2 separate regions of the Homo sapiens genome follow, and region 1 is linked to region 2. A link is a contact called in ENCODE Hi-C or POLR2A ChIA-PET data. All regions are on one chromosome and are shown on one strand. The core of a region is the stretch at or near the end of the contact, and the rest is flanking DNA. Distances in the headings are between cores, read along the strand shown.

The links. Hi-C counts contacts between places; a loop is a spot of excess contacts on that map. ChIA-PET counts read pairs that join two places held with the same protein, here RNA polymerase II (POLR2A). Pooled maps may share reads with other maps.
Region 1: a pooled map shows a loop between it and region 2 (2.5-fold over the local background). The contact joins the promoter of ULBP1 here to the promoter of RAET1G in region 2. A Hi-C loop is called at or near these places in 8 of 168 maps with a recorded cell type or tissue (B cell, CD4-positive, alpha-beta T cell, CD8-positive, alpha-beta T cell and 4 more), 11 of 37 single-sample maps with no recorded cell type and 18 of 50 pooled maps. POLR2A ChIA-PET finds 5 or more read pairs at or near these places in 3 of 52 experiments (BJ, H1 and HEK293).

The regions. Positions count from the first base shown.
Region 1 is chr6:149,962,532-149,965,231 of GRCh38, reverse strand. It overlaps ULBP1 (UL16 binding protein 1), which reads right to left and starts at 1,289. Exons shown (of 5, transcript NM_025218.4): 1 at 1,098-1,289. The coding sequence starts at 1,182. RefSeq lists an enhancer at 414-953.
Region 2 is chr6:149,921,828-149,924,527 of GRCh38, reverse strand. It overlaps RAET1G (retinoic acid early transcript 1G), which reads left to right and starts at 1,407. Exons shown (of 5, transcript NM_001001788.4): 1 at 1,407-1,602. The coding sequence starts at 1,518.

The DNA of each region.
Region 1 (2,700 bases), core at 40-2,539, 41 kb before region 2:
GGGTAGACCGCGATGTTCTGGGGGATCGCGATGTTCGGGGAGACCGCGATGTTCGGGGAGGCCGCGATGTTCTGGGGGATCGCGATGTTCGGGGAGACCGCGATGTTCGGGGAGGCCGCGATGTTCGGGTAGACCGCGATATTCGGGGAGATCGCGCTGGTCCACCCAGAAGCCTCCTGGCCTATGGGGCAAGCAGCAGCCGCAGGAAGCGGACCCGGAGGAAAGGAGCCGCGGAGGGGAACTGAGTGCCTTCAGCCGGGCATGTTCGGCGAGATCGCGATGTTCGGGGAGATCGCAATGTTTCGGGGGATCGCAATGTACGGGGAGACGGCGATGTTCGGGGGTACCGCGATGTTCGGGGGGACCGCGATGTTCGGGGAGACCGCGTTACTCGGGGGGACGGCGATGTTCGGGGGGGATCACGATGTTCGGAGGGATCGCGATGTTGGGGTAGAACGCGATGTTCGGGGGCATCGCGCCGGTGCTACCAGAAGCCTCCTGGCCTGCGGGGCAAGCAGCAGCCGCAGGAATCAGACCCGGCGGAAAGGAGCCGCGGAGGGGAACTGAGTGCCTTCAGCCGGGCATGTTCGGCGAGATCGCGATGTTCGGTGAGATGGCAATGTTCGGGGAGATCGCGATTTTCGGGGAGACCGCGATGTTCGGGGAGATCGCGTTGCTCGGAGAGAGGGCGATGTTCGGAGAGGCCGCGATGTTCGGGGAGACCACGATGTTCGGGGAGACAGCACCGGTCCTTCCAGAAACCTCCTGGCCTGAGGGGCAAGCAGCAGCCGCAGGAAGCGGACCCGGCGGAAAGGAGCCACCGAGGGGAACTGAGTGCCTTCAGCTGGGCATGTCTGGGGAGATCACGATGTTCGGGGAGATCGCGATGTTCGGGGAGACAGCGATGTTCGGGGGCACCGCGATGTTCGGGGAGACCGCGACGTTCGGAGGGACCGCGACGTTCGGGGAGACCGCGATGTTCGTTCAGGGAGATCGCGCCGGTCCTTCCAGAAGCCTCCCCTCCTCTGAAACCCGCTGCAGTCCACAACCTCCCAGGTTTGGCCCCCGCCCTGCTTAGGCTACATCCCCGAACTCACCGACCCATCCTGCCCGGGACCAGCCAGACAGCAGGTGCAGAAGCGGGAGGCACAGAAGGAACGCGGGGCTGGCGGCCGCTGCCATTGTAGACCTGGAGCTCCGTGGACAGGAGGCGCTGATGGTTCCCTTCGAGGCTCACACCACGGCTGTTTATAAAGCTGCCCAGCCCGGCCCGCCGCGCGCAGGGATACACTGGGCGGGATCCTAGGCATGCACTTTTTTGGGGATGCTCCACCCCGTCACGCCCCGGGCTCGTCATCTGACAGCGGCCTGGCTGACGCAACTCTCCCCTCCGACCCGCCCCCGCGGCTTGGTGGCGGCGTGCGCGGGCCCCGAGCGGGCCAGGACGCCGTTCCTTCCGTTCCTTCCATGGCCCCATCAAATAATTTTTCAACACAGCATTTATCATTACCCCAGTGTAAACACTGATGCACAGGAAGATGAAGAAACTTGCATAGGAATACTCAGTGGCGGCGGTGTCTCCCTGTCACCGCCTGCGCCAGCGACACCCGCCCTCCCTCCGCCTGCAGTCGCGAAGTCCCCGCCCCTCTCCGTCCAGGGCGCAGCCGCTTCCCCATTCCGGAGCGAACCTTTTTTGCCTCTCCACTAAAAGCATGAGGTGGTCTTTGAGTATATTCTATATCCCTTTATGACTTCTGGAAAAAAAAAAAAAGAAAAGAAAGAAAGCCCTAGAGGGCTACCGTGATCAATCATGATGTGATCAGTTGTGTTTCCATGGAGAGCAGAAGCCGAGGGAAGAGTCTACGCATGCGTGGGGCTCACTTTGCTACACACCCTTCTGTGTCTAACAACACCCAAATCCGTGGCTGTATCTGCACCTCGGCTCAGTCCCTGGATGGTCCCTGCAGCCATCCTCAAAAGGGACGCCCGAGTGCATCCTCCTCTGAGTCACCATGAAACCATCTAGATCTGCGGGTAGAAGCCAGAGGGAGGTGGAGGGCCCAGTGGCTCTTGGCCGCAAGGGAGGGCTTAGCCTGCAGTAAGGACTGGGCAGAGCCCCTGAGTCCCACTTTGCCCCCAGCCACTCAGCCCATTCCCCAATGAATGAGAAAAATAGGCACAGACCTCCCACTCCACACAGTCTTCATGTGGGGAGACCTTCACCTGGTGACCATCAATCACCAGGGTCCTGAGGCTGTGGGAAAGGGGAGGAGGCCTGGACCAAGCCCAGGGCCTGACTATGCTTCAGGACAGGGACATGGGATGGCAGCCATCTCTGTGACTGAGCAGGGACACAGGAGCCAAAAGGTTCTGGCCTGATGCACTAGAGCCTCTGTCCAGGAGGGGCTACATGAAGGGTGGTCGGCAGGACAACAGTCACACGGGGGTGGGCAGTTCTCAGATTTGGGAGGGGAATAGCTTGGTGGGCCCAGGGATCTGTGTGTGAGAAAAGCCTCCCATGTACAGGGCTGGGGGCAGGAGCTCAGGTTAGTCCTAGGAGGAGGCCACTGGGAAGTCCCTGGCAGCACCACCCCTGAGGCCGGGTGACCTGGGCCAGTGACTGCGGGAACAGGAGGAAGGCAGAAGGAGGCTGGCAGGAGAGCCCCAAGCAGGACAGCCAGGTGACAGGAGGAGGGGCCT
Region 2 (2,700 bases), core at 158-2,657:
GCAAAGAAATGTGTGAGCATTTGTCACACAGGGAGATCCGGATACGCTCCATCACTGTGGATCCAGGCCTCAGGGAGCAGGAGGGTGTTCCTTCATGTGGGAAGATGAGGGACACACATGGGAGGGGGTATTTGTGCGCGGCTTGGAAGGATGGCTGGTCCTTGCCCAGGGGGAACAGGCCCAAAGCAAGCGCTGGCAGTTAGTAGCTATGGGGAGCTTTCATTTGAACCTGCTCTGCTGAGTCCCCTGGGCCATCCCCACACCTGGTGGGGCACTGTTCTAAGGGGAGCTCAGGGTCAATCTCTCTGATGTGCTTTCTAAATCAGCAAGGTGCCTCACAGGTTGTGATTTTAGAGACAAGGTTTTCAATGCTTTGCATTAAAATGCAAAGATTTTAATGAGCAGAGTCTTTTTGCCAATCCGAATTGGGCAGATCCCAGCAAGACACATATTTTTAAGATAATTTTTAAAGCTGTTTAATTTTGGTAAAAAAGTAGAACATAAAATTTACTATCTTAACCAATTGTTTAGTGTACAATATCTTCTTTGAAGCTTCTGAAGACCTGGTGCTTCTGTAATAAAATCTAGCCCCGGGCCAGGCGTGGTGGCTCACCCTTGTGATCTCAGCACTTTGAGAGGCCGTGTCGGGCCGATCACTTGAGCCCAGGAGTCCAAAGCCAGCCTGGGCAACATGGTGAAACCCCGTCCCCACTGAAATACAAAACTTAACCGGGCTTGGTGGCGCGCACCTGTGGTCCCAGCTACTTGGGAGGCTGAAGCAGGAGAATCGTTTGAATTCGCGAGGCAGAGGTTGCAGCGAACCCAGATCGCGCCGCTGCACTCCAGCCTGGGCGGCAGAGCGAGACTCTGTCACGAAGAAAAAAAAGAAAAGAAAGAAAAACCAACCAACCAAACAAACAAACCTAGCCCAGGCTATAACCACGTCCACTCGGGATTTGGGATGAGGCCGCGGGGATGGGACTGGGCTTGGATCTGCGCACAGGACGGTGGGTTGGGAGCACTCTGCAACGCAGGGAGAGGGAAGGCGGGTGTCGCAGGTACAGGCGAGGACAGGGAGACCCTGTCGCGGCTGAACACTTCTGTGCATTTTCTTCACCTTTCTGTGCATCGGTATCCACATTGGATTAATACAAAATGAAAAAATTGCGGTGATGATTACATGAGGGGGTCATGGAAAGAAGCCTTTGGCAGGACTGGTCCCGGGCAGGCAGCCAGCAAAGTCTGACTGGCTGAAGCAGGGGGAAGTGCGCGAGCGCTGCAGTAGAAAGTGGGGTAGACTTGGATGAGCAACTTGGCTGAGAGACACCTGATTGGCTAGCGGCTCAGCAAAGGGGGTGTGTTTCCTCCGAGGGGCGGGGCAGAAGGAGTGCTAGAGTTTAGGGCTTACTGGAGTTTAGGGCTGCATTCAGACGGGCTGCATTCAGACAGCCTGCGAGCCGCCAGGTGATCCACGGGCTGGGCTTCGCTTCTGCTGTCCCCTGCGATCCAACTCCCCAATGGCAGCGGCCGCCAGCCCCGCGTTCCTTCTACGCCTCCCGCTTCTGCTCCTGCTGTCCAGCTGGTGCAGGACCGGGCTGGCCGGTGAGTTCGGGGATGGAGCCTAAGCGGGGCGGAGGCCAACCGTGGGGGGCTGTGGACTGTGGGCTTCAGAGGAGGGGAGGCTTCTGGAAGGACCCGTGCGATCACCCCGGACTGCGCCCCCGCTCAGTTTCCCTCCGCGTCTCCTTCCCGCCGGGTCCGTTCCCAGAGGCTACTTATCCTCCGAGGGGAGGAGCTGGTCAGAGAGGAGGCTGGAAAGGAACCCCCGGAGAGTGGAGGGGCCAGAGGGCTGCAGAGGGCGACGTGGAGCGGGGATCCCTAGTGCAGCCCGGCAGTCCCACCCGCCCTCGGGAAGGAGAAACCAGAGCCCCCAGAATCCGAGCTGGGGTCAGGACAGGGGTGAAGTGGGGTTGCACAGGGACACAATCACAGACACTCCCACCAGCCACCAGCCTGCTCTGTTCTCACCCGCTCTCAACCACACAAACCTTCCAGCACCCCCAGGGCTGCGTGCCCTTGAATTTTTCCCTGCACTTTCCTGTAGACACTCACCTGCACCCAGCGGCTCAGCAGACACTTCCCACCCTCCCCTCACCATCCACTGCCACCACCCAGGTAACATCCTCTTACTCCCCACCTCAGCCCAGCTGGTCACCCCAGAGGTCTCCCCATCCATGAAGGGGCCCTCGCGACCTCTTACACCACGTGACACCTTCTGCCTCTTGCCTGAGGACACACCCCAGCAAACACACCCCAAGCTCCCCACAGAACCTGTGCAGGGGGGATGGGAAGCACCATTTCCTCCAGGATGACCCTGGGAACTCTGGTGAGTAGAGGCACCCACTTCTGCCCTTGGGGCCCAGACCTGCCTGTTCTTCCTACTGGGGCGCCAGCATCATAGAGAATAGTCAGTGTGTAGACAGGGGTCAGCAAACCCTTTCTAGAAAGGGAGGAAGGATGCCCTGTGATCTTTGCAGGCCTTGGGTTCTCCGTCTCAGTGTCCAGTCCTGTCCCTTTGCAGAGCAACAGCAGGCAATGGCAACCTTCAAATAGGGGGGACCAGATTTGGACCCTGTCCTAGGTTGCTGACCCTAGATGAGGGGATTACAGTGTACCAGCAAATAGTACCCCATCCCCTAT